Regions from separate parts of the Homo sapiens genome. Here region 1 is linked to region 2. A link is a loop called in an ENCODE intact Hi-C map of the cell type or tissue named here. Cell type or tissue: ovary. All regions are shown on one strand. Links, peaks and the distances in the headings refer to the core of each region. The heading gives the core; the rest is flanking DNA.

Evidence for each region. Hi-C counts contacts between places; a loop is a spot of excess contacts. Peaks named below come from ENCODE experiments on the same cell type or tissue, not always from the same donor. Only the 100,000 strongest peaks of a DNase experiment are listed, where the experiment ranks them.
Region 1: it touches region 2 in a loop (4-fold over the local background); 1 of 110 quality-filtered maps calls a loop at or near these places.

Annotation. Positions count from the first base shown.
Region 1 is chr20:61,871,040-61,881,218 of GRCh38, forward strand. CDH4 (cadherin 4) reads left to right here. Exons shown (of 16, transcript NM_001794.5): 7 at 2,689-2,861. Among named protein-coding and RNA genes, the nearest start is that of MIR1257, 78 kb to the right of the region's middle. RefSeq lists enhancers at 7,571-8,071, 8,072-8,572. In ovary, for the core only: no CTCF peak of the experiment used is centred there; no DNase peak of the experiment used is centred there.
Region 2 is chr20:61,325,656-61,335,834 of GRCh38, forward strand. All of the region lies in intron 2 of CDH4 (cadherin 4), which reads left to right. Among named protein-coding and RNA genes, the nearest start is that of CDH4, 78 kb to the left of the region's middle. In ovary, for the core only: no CTCF peak of the experiment used is centred there; a DNase peak (open chromatin) is centred at 5,973.

The DNA of each region.
Region 1 (10,179 bases), core at 623-8,622, 540 kb after region 2:
TGTGTGTGTGTGTGTGTGTGTGTGTGTACATATCAGAGAGAGAGACAGAGACAGAGCTCCTCATATCTTTCTGCATTTCCAAGGTGCCCTCTAGAATCATTTTCCTTCTGCCTGAAAACACCCTTAGTATTTCCTCTAGTGTGGGTCTCCAGGTGGTAATTTTTTGTTTTATCATTTATCACATTTAGTGTCTATTTTTCACTTTTATTTTAGAAAGTTTTTTTCACTGAATAATGAATGCCAGGCTCCTCGTGAGTTCCTTGTATTCCATTGTTTTCCAGCTTCCATCGTTCCTGTTGAGAAGTCAGCTTGAAGTCTTCTCATTGCCACATTGAAAGTTTTGTGCTCTTTTAAAAAGGAGGCTGTGTGTGATGTTATCCCTCTCCACGAATGATTTCTTTTTGCTGCTAAGTAGGGGACGCTAACAATCACAGAGAACCTCAGCCTAAGTTACTGCAGTTAGCTCTGCGCGTGTGTTAGGACTGTTTCTTCCCAGTTCACCCTCACTCCTAGGGTGCTGCACTTCAGGGTTTTCCTCTTAGGAAAATGCAGAGGAAAGCCAGCACAGAGGGAGGGGGATGTCTCTTTAGAGGGGAGTATGGTTGGGACCAGGCTTGTTGTGCTCTAAAGTGGTGGGGACATCGTGATGGGGGCAAGGATCATCGGGGTGGGGTCCCTAGTTCCAGAGGCTGATGGTCGCCAGGCCACGGCCCCTCCCACCCGTTTGCTTACTGCATAAATCTGTTTGATTGAACTATAATTCACGTGCCATACAGCTTGCTCTTTGAAGTGCTCCTGCCTCCGCTTGTTTTTCTGTGTTTTCATGAAACGTGTCTGCTTTGAGAATTTTGCATTCAGTAGAAGCTGAAAGCTGAAGCAAACTCCTAGTCAGACACACCCAGGGTTCCCCTGCATCCCACCTGGGCTTGTCCTGCCTGGGTGGAAGGCCAGAGTGGCGGTCTTCTCTGCAGGGCTGCAGAGGGAGGGCGAGGTGGGGGAGGGGCGAGGGGGAAGGCTCCCTGCCTGCTCTGGGGTCCTGGAAATAAGCAGTAGCTTCGGGCTCCTCGCAGACCCTGCCTCCTGAGCATGAGGCCGCCCCGCACCCTGGGCTTCTGGCACAGTCCAGCAAATGTCCAACAGGGCATCTGTGTGCCAGGTCACAGGGACAGCATGGACCCAGCCCCGCCCTTGTGGTGGCTGTAATCCCACAGAGGACATAGACAATAAGTAGACACACAGCTGTTTCAATGCAGGTGAGATGAGGATGCACAGGGCCCCATGACTCAGTCCAGAGGGCCAGGACGGGGCTTTGGGGATGAGGAGGAGTTGGCCAGGTGGAGGAGAGGGAAGAACGTTCCAGATGCAGAACAGATTGTGCAAGATCCCAAGGCTGGTGTGGCGAGAGTCCTTCATCTCATGCACACGGGAACGAGCACCTCGGGTCTCTCTGAGACTGCCACCCCGCACCTGGCCCGCCGCATGACCCCAGCCCCGTCAGCCAGGGGAGGCACTGCACAGGTAGAGGTTGCACCATCCCCAGGGCCCAGCAGGGCACCAGCAGCTCTCCTCTGTGCATGAACGCTGCAGGGCCGGGCACCCGAGCTTCCAGAGTTCTGGGGCATCTCAGGCAGCCAGCAGGGCAAGCTGAGCACACACGTGTGCAGAGCCAGGGCAGGAACACCGGAAGGTGGCGGGCAGAGTCCAGCCCCAGGACTTCCAGGTGAGAGAGCCCGCCGTGCCAGCATCAGGAGACAGCAGTCAGGAGCTCACAGAGCGGGGCCTCCACCGGGTACAGCGCTAGCACAGAGTTGGTGCTCAGTAGGCAGGGACTAAAGCCCCCACCCACCACTGCTCCCAGCAGAGCTTGGTCCTCAGACCTGGAGATGTCCTGAGGCCACAGGGTGGGGCGTGCTGATGCAGGCCCTCCCCAGGGCAGGAAAGGCTGCACAGCCAAAGAAAAGCCAAGTGCCATTCTCAGAAAGTGGGGAATGTGCCAGAGTGCACTATAGACCTCAACCCCAATGTGTGCATGGGGAAACTGAGGCACCAAGCTGAGAGAGCACATGGGCAGCTCACCGAGCCCCTCTGAAATGCCAGCGGCCCCCAGTCCCAGGGCGCCCCCAGATGTGCTCCATCTGACGGAGTCCTATAGGCACAGCCTCCCTGCTCAGAGTCCCTTCTAGGTTTGTTTTCCACTGTGTCCTCTGCAGTGTTTATTATACAGCTTCTGTGTGTCCAGACCTATACCAGGCCCTGCTTCAGTGCCTGAGTCCCTTCCTTTAAGCCCAACCACACTGGGCTCCCTGCAGGAGTGGAAGCACCTTGGACGCACTGTCGGGGCCTCAGGCCACCCGGCTCCAGGCCTGCTCTGCTGCCCCAGGCTCTGGAAGCTTAGAGAAGTTCTTCCTCCTCCGAGGCCTGGTCTTTCCCCAGCCAAAAAAGGAAGAGGTCAGAGCAGATGACCTCAAAGGAACCTCAAGCTCTAGAAGAAATCCTTCTATGATTCTATAAGGTGGGGTGGAGGCGGCAGGTGCACTAACACCACCTCTGAACACGCCGAGAGGAAGGGGGTTCCGCTACGCCAGACTCACGGAGAGCTCTGTGGTCGGGGGGCTCTGCCCAGGTGTGTGCGGGGGTGGCAGCCTGTGTGGCAGGCCATCCCCATCTGAGCTGCTGTCTCCGTTCCAGGCACCTACGTGATGACCGTCACGGCCAACGATGCTGACGACAGCACCACGGCCAACGGGATGGTGCGGTACCGGATCGTGACCCAGACCCCACAGAGCCCGTCCCAGAATATGTTCACCATCAACAGCGAGACTGGAGATATCGTCACAGTGGCGGCTGGCCTGGACCGAGAGGTGAGGCGGGGTGGGGTCTGCGTGCAGGCGGGTGAGCTCCTGGTCCCCGCAGGACACCCACAGGACCCTCGGGGAGCCTCTCCAGTGGCGCCGTCGGGGAGTGATCGACAGTCTCCCCAGTGGCACTCTCTTGCCATGGGAGAGACTCAGCAAAGGAGGCTCTGGAGCACTCAGCACCGGCTGCTATGAGCGAGTCCTTGTGAGATTTCCAGAACAGGCCCAGCTGGTGCGTGTGGCTATGGGCGGAGGCCTCAGAAAAGCAGGGACCACCCGCTGGGGTCTCGGGGTCTAGCCGCAGCTGCACTCGGGGTCTGGGGTGCTCTGACAGCCCCTCTCAGGACCTGAACACACACGCCTGCCTTGAAACCCACCCCTTCTGGGCCTGGCACCTCCAAGGAGACCCACCCCACCCAGGCTGCGGCGGCCTGGCTGTGACGAAGGGGGCATGGAGAAGCAGTGCTTTTCACACAGCCTGAAACCATCACAGCCAAATGAATGGGCTGCTGGTTGGTGCTGGGTTCCATGCGCTCCCACCTCCTGCACTGTCCTGCGGTCCTACGAGGCTTTTGTGACAGAGGCCTCCCTCCACCCCTTCATCTCAAGTGCCCGCCCCACTCAGAGACAGACCCCAGAGGGAGGCCCTGGGCGGTGGGTGAGGTCGGGGGCCTGCCTCTGCTCTGAAGCTTGTCAAGTGCAGGCGCATCTCCAGCACTGGGCTGTGCGTTCCCAGAAGATTCACCACCCGCCCCTGGGGCTGAAAGCGCCCCACCAGCAGCACCTTGAGTCCCCAGGTGCCCAGGACAGGGCATCGCCTGCCTTCCCCATCTCCAGGTCTCGCTGTCTGGTCTCCTGTTTGCACTGTGCCCACAGAGGCCAGTGTCATTCCAGACGTAATTTACCCTCTGAGGCATTTGGCTCCCAGGAGCCGGTAGAGCCACCTCGCTGGGCTCACAGCCAGTGCAGCCCTGCCCGCGGGAGGCTTGTTTCCAGAGGCCACAGCGCCACTTTCTGGCAGCTCCTCGGTCTTGCTGGCCTCAACCCTTCTGCTCCAAGTTGGCGGCTTCTGAGTGCGTCACGGCCCTCGAGCTCTGGGTGTGCGGGGACCCCACTGCAAGCTGGGGCTGCCAACCTGTCACCGGGGCTTGCTGGTGTCGCTTTTGGGGCCGGGACTGGCAAGGAAGTGGCAGGTCCTCCTTCCAGGTTTGGGGCTGTGGGACCCCCCGGGGCCTCCAGTTTCTGCCTCTTCTCCAAAAACCAAGACTCACCTGCAGTGCTGTCTTCATCCCCGCCTTTCAAATCAACCAAAGCCAAGCTGCAGCCTGGAAAATCCCACCCGTCTCTGTCCCTGGGAAGAGCACAAAGGGGATTTCCTGGAAATTCCTAAATCGTAAGGGGGTGGTGCCCAGGGTAACACATGGGGGCAGAGAGGCCAGTTGGGGGGTAACCCTTGGCAGCCATGCGGCTTGCGGGGAAGGCGAGGTGGCCGCCGGGTTCAGCACGGGCTCAGGACTCAGACCCGCACAGCAGAGGACGTTGTCAGCCCCAGCCGTGGCACCTTTCATCTGAGAGACAGAAGGATGATGACAGCCTTGGACTCCAAGGATCAGAGATGGAGTCGTGTGGCAGGCAGCGTGAGGGCTGGCACGGATGGCACAGGCGAGGACTTTTGATGCAGGATTTACATAAACGTTCTTAGAGTGATGTTGGCCAGAATGCCTGGGGCTCCGAGTGAGCTGTGGTCAGTCCCAGCACCTTCACCTCAGGACTGCAGGATCCGCTGAGGCCCCACCGCCCTCCAGTGGCCATGAACCAGCGCCCGCTCCGCTCAGACAAGGCTTTGCAGATGAGCTGCACCTGGCCCTGGTCCCGTCATTCAGCTAGGGAGATGATCCCATGGGCACATGGCCGAGTCAGGAGTGCTGTTAGTGAGGCCCATACAGATGTACAGGAACCAGATACCGTCCCCCATCTCCTCTGTAGCCTGGGGTCCCCCGCCTGCCCTGGGGAGAGAGGGCAGCCCCTGTTTGCGCTCCCCCAACACACACACACACACACACCTGTGAGCAGCTCGTTTCCACAGGCTGGCACCTCTCTGGGACGTTTGCACAGCTTTTGGCAGAGCAGGTGGTCTGACTGGAGCGTGTGCGTGCAAGCCCCTGTCCACACACTCCCACACACGTGATGCTCCAGAGGTACAGATGGGATGGCACGGCTGCCGGCTGTGTCCAAGGAGAGGACAGGACAGCCGAGCAAGGGTCAGGCCTGTGAGCGCCGGCACCTCTGGGATGGCCCCTTGCAGGGGCAGGGTCAGGGGTTACCTAGAGCCCACAGACTGCCCCACCTGCGTGCCATCAGCTCCTGGTGTGTGACGGGGAAAGCACAGGGGCCAAAAGGGCAGTGGGGATGCTTAGGGAGATCCGATGGGGCCTCGCCGTCCAGTCCCAGTGCAGGGGCATGGCTGGCTGCATGCTGGCCGCAGGAAACCGTTCTCTCCCTACTCTATATCGGCCGCGAGAGAGCAACGTCCAATTGGAGAGGCAGCTGGTTCTACTGAGCGACCGGAGAACTGGGAAGGGGAAGGTGTGGGAGTTTCACGGGATTGGGTGCCTGCAGGGGAGGCATGCAGGCGTGCGGAGGGTTCTAGACGTGCAGACGCAGTCCATGAACACATCTCTTCTTACATCTGGTGTACAACATGGCAGCAGTCTTCCCTTAGGGCCGGGGTTTTCGTATTATAATGATAAGCTGGGGATCTAAAGGGGACCATAGGCCACCTGCTCTGGCCTGCACTGGTTTCGTGTCGGTCCGCCCTCCCTCTGGTTTCCAGTGGGGTTGAGGGGGTCCCTGTGGCTTCAGGACCATCTGGTCTCCTTCAGCACGAATGTCTATAGATAAAGGGACTAAAGACAAACAGCTAAAGCTTTCCCACTGCCGGGTGGAGGGCTGGGAGGTCTGGGGTACTTTGTAGTTTATATTGTAGGAAAGAATATGTGATATTTTCCAGGCTGAAAATATATCTAGGCAACATCTGTGGACCCCTCTTCATAGCTGAAAATCTCACAAGGCCCCGGCAGTTAGTATGGGTGCAGGCTCTGACCTTGGGAGGGATCAAGAGCGCCACGGAGCCCACGACCCCCTGGGGTTCCCCCAGCTGGCCTGGTGCACCCTACGGGAGGGACACCCCCTGGCCTCCCTGGGCCAGGCATTCCTGTGGGCATGTCAAGGCCCGTGATAGGGACAGTGCCCAGCCTCCTGGGCTCAGCTCCCCCTGCCCCTACAGATCATGGCAGCTCGGCCAAGGGAGGGCTAGCAGTCCCAGCCACCCAGAGATCTCCCCACCCACTGGCCAGGCCCCAGTGAGGCTGACCCGGCAGCTGGACCCCCTGCCCAGGCCAGACACCGAGGCAAGGCGGGGCCAGCCTGCTCCCCAAGGCCCACAGCAGACACAGAGCGGTACCCACCCCCCACCCCCCACCCCCCGCTGTCGGCAGCTTCAGCGTGGCCTGCAAAATGTTCCACATAAAATGCTCATTTAAAAGCCATTAGAGGTGTGGTTGACAGACGGAGATTTATGAAGATTGAGGAACATGAGGAGACGCTGGTGTTGCGGGCGCTGGCGTTCTCCGCTGTGTGTGCCTGGGGATGTGAACAGCCCGGCTTCTATCCGACGGGAGGCCCCGTCTGGTGCATCTCAGGCGTGGTGTGCTGGAGAGGGCGGTCCCGTGTCTTCCTCTTCCAGGGCTCGTCGGGAACATAGGTTGTGTGGTTATTTTCCTTGATGATCCTTCAGCTGCTAACATTCGATTCCAGGAAGATCAGTTTCTGTCTTGTGCGTGTGAAACAAGCTGGTTGATGCAGTGAAACCTGGGACCCCCATGTGGACCAGCATCGTGGGGGGACAGCAGAGCCATGGTTCAGGGGCTCAGGGGACGGTCATGGGGCTGGACTTTGGGGCCATGACCCCCGGAACGTCCCTGGGGTCCATTGTGTGACAACGCGTCTTTGGCTGGGAGGACCCCCAGGCAGGGGATGAGGTGTAACCCAAATGAGGCCCGGCCCCAAGCAGACTGTGACAGGGTCATCACCAGGAACCACGGGGGCCCCAGAGGGAGGACTTCGTGGACACAGACGGGCGTGGTCATCCCAGAGAGGACAACAGGCCCTGGCCTGCGTGAGTGGCCAGGAGCTGAGCTGTAGGCCTGGGGCAGCTGGGGCAAAGCTAAGGCCCCATCGTGGCCATGGCGTCCTCATTTCCAGCCACGATCAAAACAAGACCTTCATGGGCAGCACGTGCCCGGCAGCAGGACCCCTCCCACCTTCTGTTCCCCCTGCCCCTTTCAAACCGAGCCCAAGCCTAGGAACATCCAGGTCCCTGAGCTGCTCCCTCCCCAGGTTCAATGCAGCCCCCGGCTGGAAGGTGGCTGTGGGTCTTGAATCTGAGACAGACCCAGGCGTGGCCTGCAGCTGGCTCCATTTGGGTACAGAGACAGTGTTGGGCGCCCTCAGGGCTTCTCGTGAGCAGAACCAAAGGTGTTCATGTCATTTCCACGTTATTTTCCTTGTGCAAACAAGTCTGTTTCCCCTTCTAAAGGCACCAGCTCGAGGGCTTCCATTAGGGAAGCTGCCTCCAGCACGCAGCAGCCATGTCCCAGGGCCCCCGCCTGGCCCCAGGTCTTCAGCAGCCCCTCCCAGTGGGGACATTGAGGCGGGCTTCCCTCCCCAGACATGGAGAGGTCATCCCCTTGGGCCAGTCTCTGCAGCAGTTTATGGCATAGTCTCAAAGTCGTAGGTGACCTCTGAATTTGTGACCCCTTGGCCGGAGGAGACGCAGGGCCCTGGCATTGGCCACCCCACTCTGCCCGCTCAGCCATTCCAGGTCCTGTCTCCCGCCTTGCACACAGTCTCTCCCACTTTTTCGCCTTTGCCTCGGAATAGAAGTCCTGGAAGCTGCCAAAGACTCGGCGGGGGTGTGCCGAGGCCAGGGCGCCCCTCGCCAGGGCTCTGCTTTCAGTGTGGGTCTGTGCTTAATGTTCAGAGCTGCCCTGCTCTTCCTTCGCCCACCTCCTGGGGAAATTGAATGATGGTTTATAATTATAACCGCTTCTGCAGCAGAGGATGCACGTTGTCGGATTTTCAGCAGCAAACAATAAAACAACAACAGGTTTTAAGACAACGGCTCCAGGACCACCGTTGCCAGGCATTAGTAAACCCACGCAGGCGGCCACTGACAGCAGTGTAGACGCCAAGCGAGCACCAGTTCAGCTCCCCCGGGACCCGGCCTTCACCCAGCAGAGCCACTGCCCCCCTGGGCCCAGGCCTGCTGAGCCCGAGAAGCTGATTTCTGTCTGGCTTGGCGTATCAGAGAAGAGCACACATCGGGACCATTTCTCCACCAGCCCAGCTTGCCTTGCATCGGCCGGACAGCTCAGCCACTTCTGAAAAGGACACATCGGTAGTTCCTTTTTCTCTTCCTCCCCCTTTAAAAAGATTCATCTCCCCTGCCCTTGGGCAACAAGCAGAGTCTTCGGGGGAAGCACCAGAGATACTTCTCAGCACCAGCCTCCATCTGACAGAGTGAGTCATCTTTAGGAAGAAGAAAATCCACAAACATCATTGCCGCCGTGTCTAATTAGGCAGAGCTATGTAAATTGAGCGCTTCTACTTGATTAAGATGTCAGGAGAGGCTTCGATAAGACCTGAGCGGTTCAAGTGTCTCTCGTGTACCAGCCGAAGATGCCCCACTTGCTAATCCTATTCATCTGGCGTTGTTTCCTAATTAGAATATTTATGGCCTAATGAGGAGGTGAACGTGCCGCCCGAGCCCCGTCCTGAAGGTGAGAGTGGGCTCTGCAGACGCAGGCGCTGTTCCGATTGTTGGGCAGTGAAATTAGCACCGGGCCAGCATTGTTCTCAGCGTCCCTTCCAGGCTGCTCCCGAGGATGTTGATTTTGTTATTAGAAACTGAATCCGGCCTTCCGGTCCTATCACAAGAGGACTATCACCTGGTCACCTCCATCAGCTTGAAATTTCTTCCCAAACAAGGGGGGCCGAATTCGTGATCTCCTGGTCTGAAAGGATTCTGGGGAAAGCAAAACCCACACCTCCCCGAACGTCTTCAAGACCCTCTGCCCGCCCGGTGCTGTCATCCAATGGATGGAGAGTGATAACGTGGCTCTGTTCTACTGCTCAGGATATCGTTCTCACCACCATCGACTTTAGTTAATGTATTCACATGATTCAAATTCCAGTAGAAAGTGTTCGTCGGTGACCAGAATGTCCCCTTTCCCTCTGAGAGCGGCGTGGCTTTCTGAAGGCATTTCTCCCAGACAGCGAGCCTCTCGTAAGCCCCACCCAGAGGCATCTGCCTGGGGAGGGCAGTAGCCTGGGGCAGGCGGGGTTCAGCGTTTCCCGCTGGCTGGGTTTTGAATCACTGTCATGGAACCCTGTTTTGAAGACACCGAATATGGCTATGTTGTCTTGCAGAAAAAAAAATATTAGCAATTGAGACAAATCTGCTGCTGACCCACCTCGGGCCGGATTTGTGCCCCTGAAGTCTTCTTGATCTCCCCTCCGCCCCCTCCCAAAAGAAGAGAAGAGAGGGAAGGACAGCGGTGAGAAGGTGGACCCAGCCAAGGAGCCGTCATCTTGGGGCTTCCACCTCCCTCCGAAACAGAGGCCTCGGCTCCCGAGTCCCATGGCGTCCCCCAAGTGTGGGGCACTGAGCAGCCCCAAGAGGACCCCAGGCCAGCAGGTCACCCCCAGGACGCAGAGGCCGCCACCCCTGGCCTTGGGGGTGAGGGTCGGATGCAGAGAGAGGGTCGAGGTTTGGGCGCGGTCCCCACACAGGATGAGGTTCCCAGGCACGCTGGGCAGTGCGTGCTCTGAAGGTTGGGCCACACGTGAGCTGGCGCCCACCACTGCTGTCTCAAGGTTTCCAAAGGCCAGAGCTGGCAGGTGTGGCCACCCAGCAAGGTGAGAAGAGGTGCCAGTGAGTTAGAGTGAGGGCCCCCCAGGCCCCAGGAGGGCAATAACAGCGGTGCTAATGGTGACCTGGTTTCATGGGGGACCCTGGATGGCAGAGGAGGGGGCTGAGCCACAGGATGGCCCAGGTGACCCCCAACCAACTCAGGCCACTTCCTGCCAAGAGGTCCCTCCCTGGTGAGGAAGCTGAGTGCCCCTTACACCCACCAGCATGTAGGGTTCCTGCGGCCACAGGGCATGAGTGTCAGCCATGCTGAGCGGGGTCACAGCAGAGCAGGGTCAGGACAGCTCCTCCATCCACGGACGCCACTGGAGGATGAGCCTGCAGCCCCTGAGC
Region 2 (10,179 bases), core at 1,422-9,421:
GGGGCCACAGCAAAGCGGGCCCCGACAGGAAGGGTTGAAAATGCCACTCAATGTGCAAGAGTGTTTATAGGTTTAATTTTAAAAAAAGAAAAAAAAGCAGCGCTGTCTGTAAAGAGTTCCATGGCCATCAGCTTTGGAGGGCTGCCTCCAACAAAGCTAACAGGCTTTACTAGAAAATTTCTTGAAAACCCAACACCATGTGTGCTTCTTGCCACGGGTGCCGACGCAAGTGGGTTGCCTCTTTTCCCACCAGAGCCCGTCTGGTTGGCCTGGTCAGTGCCGTGCCATTCCCAGCTTCTCGCTCTCCCTGATGGTGGCGGTACCGGTTCAAACCCATCAGGAAGTGAGGAGCTGCCTGTCCTAATATACCCGTGATAGTAGTGGGAGTGGAACTCACTGTAACTACATTTTCCCTTCTGTTTGTTTTCAGACACTAACTTTAAGGGACAAATAGAGTGGAGGATGGAGTAAGGTGGCAGGTCCAAGTTTTTCTCATGGAATCTTGGCTCAGGCAGGGATGGATATGCCACCGTTTGCATACTTCTCCACCGCACTGCCTTGTTTTAGGAAGGGCTTAGCCCAAAGTTTAGCTCATACTAGGTTTTGTGAACATATTCAACAAATAAAGGATTGAGTGACCTGTTTGAAACCTGTTGGTTTGCTGATTAAAAAATAAGCATAAGAGGAAAATTGCTGAGAAAAAAATGTTATTTTATGAAATACACAACACTCTTTCCAATATGTTGTGTGGCTTCAGAATCTTCTGGAAATCCTCCGATAGTCTAGCCAGAGGAGGATATGACATTTTAGTCAATCAATGGTGCAAGCATCACCCTGAATCTGTCACAGCATATGAAGTAGATAACCAGTTAAAAAATATTCAGTAAAAGAAAATCAAACTAGCCTTAAAATTACACTGTATGGAATTCCATTCTTCCTTGATCCAGAAGGCACACAGGTATTCTGGAAGACACTGGGGGTCATGGGAGAGCCTATGTGGCTGCATGTGGGGTTTGCAAATGTGCTGACTGAGTGTCGGGTGGTGAAATTCCACAGGACACAGCCTCTCCCACACCAGGTCACATCAATTGGTATCAAAAATGAGGTTTTTTTTTCATTTCCTTGGAGGAAAAATGTATTTGATTTTAGGTGGATAGAAGGCACTGGTAAATGCAAGATGTGTTACTTCTTACGACTTCTCATCTCAGTAATCCTCAGACTCAGCAAGAGCCAGCTGTGAGGTGTAGTAAGATACATGAAATAACTATTTTCAGTACTGCCTTCCTATATGTCATCTACAAACAACCTGCTTGTCAGGTGCATTTTTACTGGCTAGAAGTTTCAAGATTTACCTCCACCAGGCAAGATTACCCCTTACTCTTCATCCTGGTCTCTCTGAGCCATTCTGCAGCAAAGGAGAGGGAAGAGGTAGCCCTGGGATCCTGTGAGCATTGTGTGAAGTGGTCTACTGGAAGCAAATGATGGCTTTGAAATCTCATCTTTTATCTAAAAAAATGTATCCACCCAGAAGCCATAAAAGAAAAGGCAGATATGTGTGGCTATATAAAAATTGAAGTTCTTCACTGTCAAAACACACAATTTCATTTTTATAGAAATAAATAGAAACCTGAGCAAAACTTTTTAAATATATTTGACAATTTTCCTTGATAAATAAAGAGCTCTTTGAAATCAATAAGATAAACACCCACAACTCAATTTGGTGGAGGTTGGGGATGTTGAAGAAAGAGAGGCTAAATTCTGTGAACCAGTGGAGAATGGACTTTAGGTGATTGAGAAACAGTTTTAAAAGATACTCACATTTACTACATGCAGAATAAAACTCTGATCTCCTGTTTGACCAGTCAGATTGGCAAAGATTAGAAAGTTCTGATCTCCTGTTTGACCTGTCAGATTGGCGAAGATTAGAAAGTGGGTGCTCAGGGCTGGGAGGCTGTAGGGAAATCGATTCTCGTGCAGGGAGTTGGTGGAGTACAAATTGCACATTTTGGATGGTCCTTTGACAGCATCCACCAAGATGTAACATGGACACACCCTTTGACCCAATAATTCCACTTCTGGGAATTTATTCTATAGATGTACCCACAGGTGTGCAGGGGTCTTCACTGCAGGGCTATTTATAATAGGAAACTGAAGATTACACACATCTCTAGCAGCTGAGGACTGTCTCACCTCACTCCAGAGCATCCACAGAACAGGACACCAGACGGCTTGCGTAAAGGATCAGGTGTAGTTTTATGAATGGCCATGGAAATTTGGTCAATAACGGATCTTAACGTGAACAAAGCAAATTCACAGGACAATACTGATGCTTTTGTGGGAGATGGACTGTATGTTTGATGATATTTGTGCTTATATGTGTTTGTACAACATTTTTAGAAAGATATTTGTTAAATGTACAGTTTAGCTAGGGAGCAGGTTAGAGGATGCAGGGGGACAAAGAGGTCTTTATTTATGTGAATTAGATAGAGTGGACTCAAATTACTCTCTAATAAAATTGCTATTTTTTAAAATTTTTTTGAGATGAAGTCTCGCTCTGTCACCCAGGCTGGAGTGCAGTGGTGCAATCTCGGCTCACTGCAACCTCCACCTCCTGGGTTCAAGCGATTCTCCTGCCTCAGCCTCCCGAGTAGCTAGGACTGCAGGTGCATGCCACCATGCCTGGCTAATTTTTTGTATTTTTAGTAGAGATGGGGTTTCACTGTGTTAGCCAGGATGGTCTCAATCTCCTGACCTTGTGATCCACCCGCCTTGACCTCCCAAAGTGCTGGGATTACAGGCGTGAGCCACCGCGCCCGGCCCAAAATTGCTGTTTTTAAAAATAGTTTTGCCAGGTGCAGTGGCTCACACCTGTAATCTCATCACTTTGGGAGGCCAACACAAGAGGATTGCTTGAGCCCAGGAGTTCAAGACCAGTCTGGGCAACATGGCCAAACCCCATCTTTACTAAAAATAAAAAAAGACTAGCTGGGCATGGTGTCATGTACCTGTGTTCCCAGCTACTTGGGAGGCTGAGGCAGGAGGATTGCTTGAACCCAGGAGGTTGAGGCTGCAGTGAGCCCTCATTGTGCCACCGCACTCCAGCCTGAAGTGACAGAGGGAGACTGTCTCAAAAATAAATAAATTAGTTAATTAAATAAATAAAAAATAGTTTGCTCAAGGAGGACCTTGGCCTTTCCTATTAGCTCTGAATGATGAAAACTCCCATTGTACAGATGCTCCTTAATTTACAGCCCAATAAACCCATTGCAAGTTGAAAAGATAGCTAGTTGAAAATGCACTTAATACACCTCACATGCTGAGCATCATGGCTTAGCCTAGCCTCCCTTAACCGTGCTCGGAACACTTGCAGGATCATCAAACACAAAGCCGATTTGATAGTAACATGTTGAGTGTCTTGTGCAATTTATTGAACGCTGCACTGAAAGTGGGAAACAGACGGCTGTGTGGGTGCCGAGGATGGTTTGTACTGAACGTGTATCATTTTTGTACCATCATAAAGTCAAAAAATTGTAGTTCAGCTGTCATTTAAGTTGGAGACTGTCTGTACTTGACAGTTGATATGAAATATTCACATACGTTCTGCACTGGAATCCACTCTGCTCCAGTGTTTAAGCCCAGTGTGCTGCGGTGGATTGCAGCATGCGTGGAGGGCACCCAGGTCCTCATGGTTCCCTCGTGGGTCTGGGACGCGGGTCGAGGTGGCTTTAAGCCCAGTGTGCTGCAGTGGATTGCAGCGTGCGTGGAGGGCACCCAGGTCCTCATGGTCCCCCGTGGGTCTGGGATGTGGGTTGAGGTGGCTGTGAGTGGCTCTTCTGCCCTTGGCTTCTGTATTTTATAATAAGAGAGGGCTCTTGCTCTCTCTCTCTCTCTCCTGCTTTGTACTTTCAATCAATCTCTTTCCAGCATAGTTCCCCCTAAAACATCAGAAAGCTGAGTGAGCCTGTGCTCTCCTCTCAGAGCTTAGCCACTTGGATTCCGCAGACCCTGGATTGTCACTTTAAAAAAAAAATTAATTTAATGTAATTTTAAGTTCCAGGATACATGTGTAGGACATGCAAGTTTGTTACATAGGCAAGCATGTGCCGTGGTGGTTTGCTGCACCTATCACCCATCCCCTAGGTATTATGCCCTACGTGCATTAGCTATTTATCCTGATGTTCTCCCTCCCCCCCACCCCATCCCCCGACAGGCCCCAGTGTATGTTGTTCCCCTCCCTGTGAGTCATTATTCAGCACTCACTTATAAGTGAGTACATGCAGTGTTTGGTTTTCTGTTCCTGTGTTAGTTTTCTGAGGATAATGGCTTCTGGCTCCATCCATGTCCCTGCAAAGGACATGATCTTGTTCCTTTTTATGGCTGCATAGTATTCCATGGTGTATATGTACCACATTTTCTTTATCCAGTCTATCATTGATGGGCATTTCTGTTGATTCCATGTCTTTGCTATTGTGAATAGGGCTGCAATGAACATACGCGTGCATGTATCTTTATAATAGAATGATTTATATTCCTTTGGGTATATACCATTTAATGGGATTGCTGGGTCAAATGGTTCTAGATCTTTCTGGTTCTAGATCTTTGAGGAATCTGGTTCTAGATCTTTGAGGAATCATCACACTGTCTTCCACAATGGTTGGACTAATTTACACGCCCACCAACAGTGTAAAAGTGTACCTGATTCTCCACAGCCTCACCAGCATCCACTGTTGTTTGACTCTAATAATCGCCATTCTGACTGGCATGAGATGGTATCTCATTGTGGTTTTGATTTGCATTTCTCTAATGATCAGTGATGTTGAGCTTAGGTTGTCCCTTGTGATGGTTTGATTGTCACCAGAGCAGCCTGTGCTTTGGTTGAATAAGATTCAAGTCGTTGTAGGCAGTTGCCTTCAAGAAAAGTATCCGCATGTCCTGACGGGGAACGCCTGCCTTCTGGGCAGTGCACCTGGTGCCTGCGGCTGGCTGGGCACCGACATGCTACAGCAGGATGGCCCTCATTCCCACGAACGGGGTCAGAACACGGCTGCCACCTTGGGAATTCGCTTTTCTCACGTGAGATTAAGTACTGAAAGTGACTTTCGTATAAGAGCATTATCAAAGTTGCACGGCTCTTTGCAAAATTCTCTCATCCCTTCCAATCGCTGCCTGGTTTCCTGCTCTGTGGTTGGGCTGTACTTGCTTAGAATATTCCCAAATGATAAAGATTGAGTTGTTTCCAGTTTCCTATCATAAAATCCTCCTCCCCTGAGTTCCCCTGCACACCTGGGAGAGGGTCTGTGAAACAAGTTCCTAGAAGTGGAATTTCTGGGTCAGTTATAAGGTGGCCATTTTGGTGGATGTCATCGAATGATCATTCGAGATTCTGCAATTTCACTCCCACTAACACCTGTGCGAGGGTGCATTTCCACAGCCACCCCACGTGTGGGAGGATCTCTGCCAGGGCTGCAGCAGGGAAGGCTGTCTTGGGGCTCGGCGTCTCTGTCCCCATCTCCTTCCATGCCCAGTGCCCAGGAGCCTGCCATGGCCACAGCTGCACCATCTCCATAGCCACCCTCTAAAGCTCCCACCCTGGGATGAGGCCCTCCCTCAGCCTGTTCTCACTGCCCTCTGGTCCCCTGAGTCCTCCCCATGGTGGTCAGGAGGAGACTGTGAAAAGCATGAGTCCGACCATGTCACTGCCCTGTTCATGCTTGCTTAGCCTCTGTGTCCAGTCCCTTCGCCGGCACCCAGAGCCAACTCCCACTGGCTGGCCTGGCCATCTCCTCACTGTGTCTGTGCATCAGCCACACTGTCCTTTCTGTTCCTCACACTTGTCCAGCATGTCCCCCACCAGAGCTGTCCTCTGATCTGCCCACAGCTGACATACAGGTCTCAGCTCAAACCCCACCTCCTGCCTGACCACCTGCCCCAGGCCCACCTCCTGCCCCGGCCACCTGCCCCAGGCCCACCTCCTGCCCCAGACCCACCTCCCGCCCCAGCCACCTGCCCCAGGCTCACCTCCTGCCCCGGCCACCTGCCCCAGAGCCACCTCCTGCCCCGACCACCTGACAGAAATGAGATGCGAGGCACTGTCCCCAGGTCCCCTGTGTTAGTTACAGCACTCAGCCTGCCTGCAGCAGTCTTGAGCAGTTCTCATCTGCTGGCTTTCTGTCTCTTCCCCTGGACCGCAAGCCCTTGCCGCCGTCCTTGGTGCTGAACGGTGCCTGGCACACAGTAGGCGTGTAAAAAGCGTGTGTTGAGGGCATGAGTAAACTCTTCCAAGGGAGGTCGCCTGTGCGCCCCACAGGGAAGGGAGCTGTGCCTCTGCCCCCTTCTCTGCCATGGTTCTTCAGTGCCCAGAGCAGGGCCAGGCACAGGTGGGCTCTGGAAAGGTATCTCTGAGTGGACAGAGGCTGGCTCCTGGCTGAGAACACAGACACTCGACAGCGATGCCCGGCTTCCCAGAGAAGAGGAGGGTCCTTCTCAGTCACACCCCCTCTGCCAGCCTGCCCGTGGCCCTCACTCCTCCAGGAGACAGGCTTTGGACGTCCATCAGGAAGGAGCTAGCAAATGTCAGTCTCTCATCAGGGTGGGCGGAGCGGTGACGGGTTTCCTTCTGGGTGTCAAGGTCTCTGTGGCTATGGATTCAGAGCTGGCCAAGCCAGGCTGTTTCCCTAGAGAGTCCGGGAAACCCATGATGCTGGCCCACTGCACAGCGTCCCCAGCCTCAGGGCTGCTGCCTCCCATGCCCTCAACAGTGCAAGGATTCGTGTGATCCCAGAAGGCCCACAGGAGGACCTCTCTCAGAAGAGGGCTTAGGTCTCCTTCTGGTTTCTGATCTACGGTAGGGGGATTCTTGGTGCATCCCCTTGGCTGCCACTGCCGCCTCTGTGCCTTTCCTGCCCCACCCTGGGCAGCAGGCACTAGGGCCAGGTGCAGTCAGTTACCTCCAGTTAACTTCACCCTGCAGTGGGGGTAATTGAAGGTTCTGCGAAGGCCCTTGGCTAGTTTAGAGACTTCTGGCTGGCTGCCCTCCTCCCTGGGGGTGTGAGCATTTTTGTTTCTTCTCTTTGCTCTCCTGCTTTGGGTCTTGCAGGAAGTTATTCGCTTCCTGGTGGGTGTTACTGTCCCTGCCCCGGCTGTGGCGCCAGTCCTTCCTCTGGCCTCACCCTGTGTTTTCTGATGGTCCAGGCTATTTCGGGAGAAGGCTGTGGTCACAGTGCTCATCACCCTGGCTTTCTGCTCAGCCCCTGCGGAGGCTGACGCGCCCTTGCCCTCACAGGCCCCGAGAGCCTCTTACAGCATTATCCTAAAACAAAGCTTCAGCCTTTCTTCCCCACCGCTGGGCAAAGTCTTTATTTTTGGACCAAACTAAACACTTATTTGTTTGTAAAGGGTGGCGCTTTTTGGCTTCTAAGAAACTTACCTGGGGTTGGTGGCAGACTTCCTTGGCCTTTTGAGAGCAGGGAACTATTTTTAGAGGCATTGTGGCAACTCTAATAAAGAAAAGAAACAAAGGTAGGTGTGACAACTGCTTGTAATCACACACACGTATACACGTGCAGACACGCATGCACACATATGCACAGGCACATGCACACACACATGTACACACACACACACACACACACATGCACACACACCTGCATGGGGGAGCTGGCAAGTTTCTCTTTTTCTGGACATTTGGCAAAATCTGAGTCATAGAAACCTCAATTCAGACATTGCAGGGGTGCGGGTTGTCAATGTGGCTCCTGAAGCTCTGGCTTAATGAGACCCCAACAGGCATTCTTTCACTACAAAGGTCACCAGATAATCCAGCCAAGGGGGACCCAGCACAGAGCTCTCACCTGGTTCCAGGAGGGGTGACTGCAGTGGCAGGTGCAGCCCTAAGAAGTGCAGTTGTACAGGGAGCTACCCTGTAGTTGGTGTGTGTGGCTGACCCTCTCCTCCCAGAGCCACCTGCAAGGACAGTCAGAGCCCTTACCCCGGGCCACACGTGGCCCACAGAGCTGCCTTCCCTTTACCAAAGGCTGCACAGGCCTCTGCGGTATCCCTGGGTTGCGCTTTCAGGCGAAGAGCATCGTGATGTGGTTTACTGCCCTTGTATCAGAGTGGCTCAAAATTAACCCCTGGGCTGTCTGGGAGACCTGCTTTGGAAACACACTCCACATGGCTCTGGTGCCACCGTTAGCACATGGCACATCTGTGTCCTGCCAGGGCCTGGCAATGGCTGCATACAGGCTGCAGACCAGGGGCACCATGAGGTGACTGGGTGGGAGGGGGCCTCCTGGTCGGTGAGGGCGGGAGAGACAATGGGTAGGTAAGTCTTGACTCTTCACAGGCTGAGAAGGGTAGCCCCTGTCCATCCTGGGAGGTGTCCCCTCTTCTCCAGCTTTGGAGGGTGTCCTGGCCTGTGCAGCTCTGGTCACCCCAAGAGGGCCTGGAATTGGAGCCACTGACCACAGTAAGCCTCTGGGCCACCCCCTCTGAGGGCCTCCCTGAGCCATTCTGTAACCCCCCAAGTCTGCTTCCTATTGCAACTCTTGAAACAGTGTCTCTGTCATTATAAAACCTCATCTGACCTGAAATGAGGCTCATGGAGTACTTCCTATTTTTGTGGTGTCTCACATAATCACAGGTAAGTCTCACAGACCTGTGAGCTGGTTTTCCTTGTTTTCCAGGTGAGGATCAGGCTCAGAGAGGTTAAACCGTCACTGAGGTCACACAGCAGTGGGTGGTGCAGTGCGTCTGGTCTCTTCTAGTCTGTTGGGGCTGCTATAACAAACCGCCTGAGACCGGCTAATGGATAAACAAACAGCAGAAATCAATGCTTACAGCTCTGGAGGCCGGGGGGGCTGGGATCAAGGCACCAGCAGTTCGGCATCTGTTCGGCCTCTTTCTCTGCTTCCCTGACCGTGCCTGTTGCTGCATCTTCAAGCCTCTGATAAGTGCACTAATCCCATTATTAGGGCAGAGGACCCAACCCCTCCCAAAGGTCCCGCCTCTTTGTGCCACCACGCTGGGGCTGGGTTTCAACATATGGATTTGGGGGTGGGGGACATGAGCACCCACACCTCTGCAGGGCCTCCGTCTGTAGCCCTCGCCTCCTGGGGTGGAAGCTCATGTCCTTTGCTCAGTCTGTGAGGGTCATTGGCATTCAGCTTTTGGAACCTCAGGCTTCCTCCTGTGCACGATGGTGCTGGATGTGCTGAGAAACTCCACTTTGCCTCCTTCATTTGCTTATGAGTTTTCTGCAGGAAACCTTGAGACCTTCCTTTTCCCAGGCTGCTGAGCCCCAGGCTCCAGCCTGTCCTCCAAAGACTTCTCAGTAAGAGGCATTCTGCCTCTTAATAAGCATGATGACAGCGATGATGCGGCTGAGGAGCCAATGAGATACAAGACATCCAGCGAGTCTCTCTAACGTGGTTTCGTGTTGTTCAGCATGAGCCACTTTACAGAGTTGGCAAGAGGAGGTCTCGCGGCCATTGACAAATGTCAATATATTGATATTGATGCCTTCCTTCTTGGCCCAGCCGATCTGGGATGAATGTGCAGGGGCCAAGCCAGCAGTCGTCCCTGTGTTCAACATAACAGGTAAAGCTGCCGTGTATTTGGTCCAACGGAGATCGAAGGTCATTATATTCATGTTGTTCAAAAACTTAGGAATAAGCCACAGGTAAAGTATTTAAAGATTACAGGCAAAGGGATGTGACATTTAAAATATTCAGTTGCACTGTGTGTGATGCACAGATGTGATTATTGGCACCATGAATAAGTCGCATCTGGCTTGGGTTCCTGCTAGCCAGTTACTCAGTGGGGCCTTCCAGGGCAAGGTGGTCTCACCACTGAGAGGGAGCCCCAGTGGGACCCTAATTGCACCAGCAGTTGTTCCTAATAAGAGAACTAACACATTTCTCTGAATCTCCATGACTCATTCAGATTTCCGTCAAGAAAATTCAAACTGAGGTGGGATCAATAAGTCGTGCAAATTGTCAGAAAACTCCCTCCATGGAGGGCATCTGAGTTCACCTTTAGAGAAGGAGAGCATAATGCGCCCCACCTGAACACTTCCCTGGCTCGGGTGCCGAAGGCTCAGGGTGTGGTTCATAGGCAGCTATTTGTGTAAAGGGGCTAGCATCTGCATCCTGTCTTGGCTATTGAAGTTGTTTAAAGGGTGAC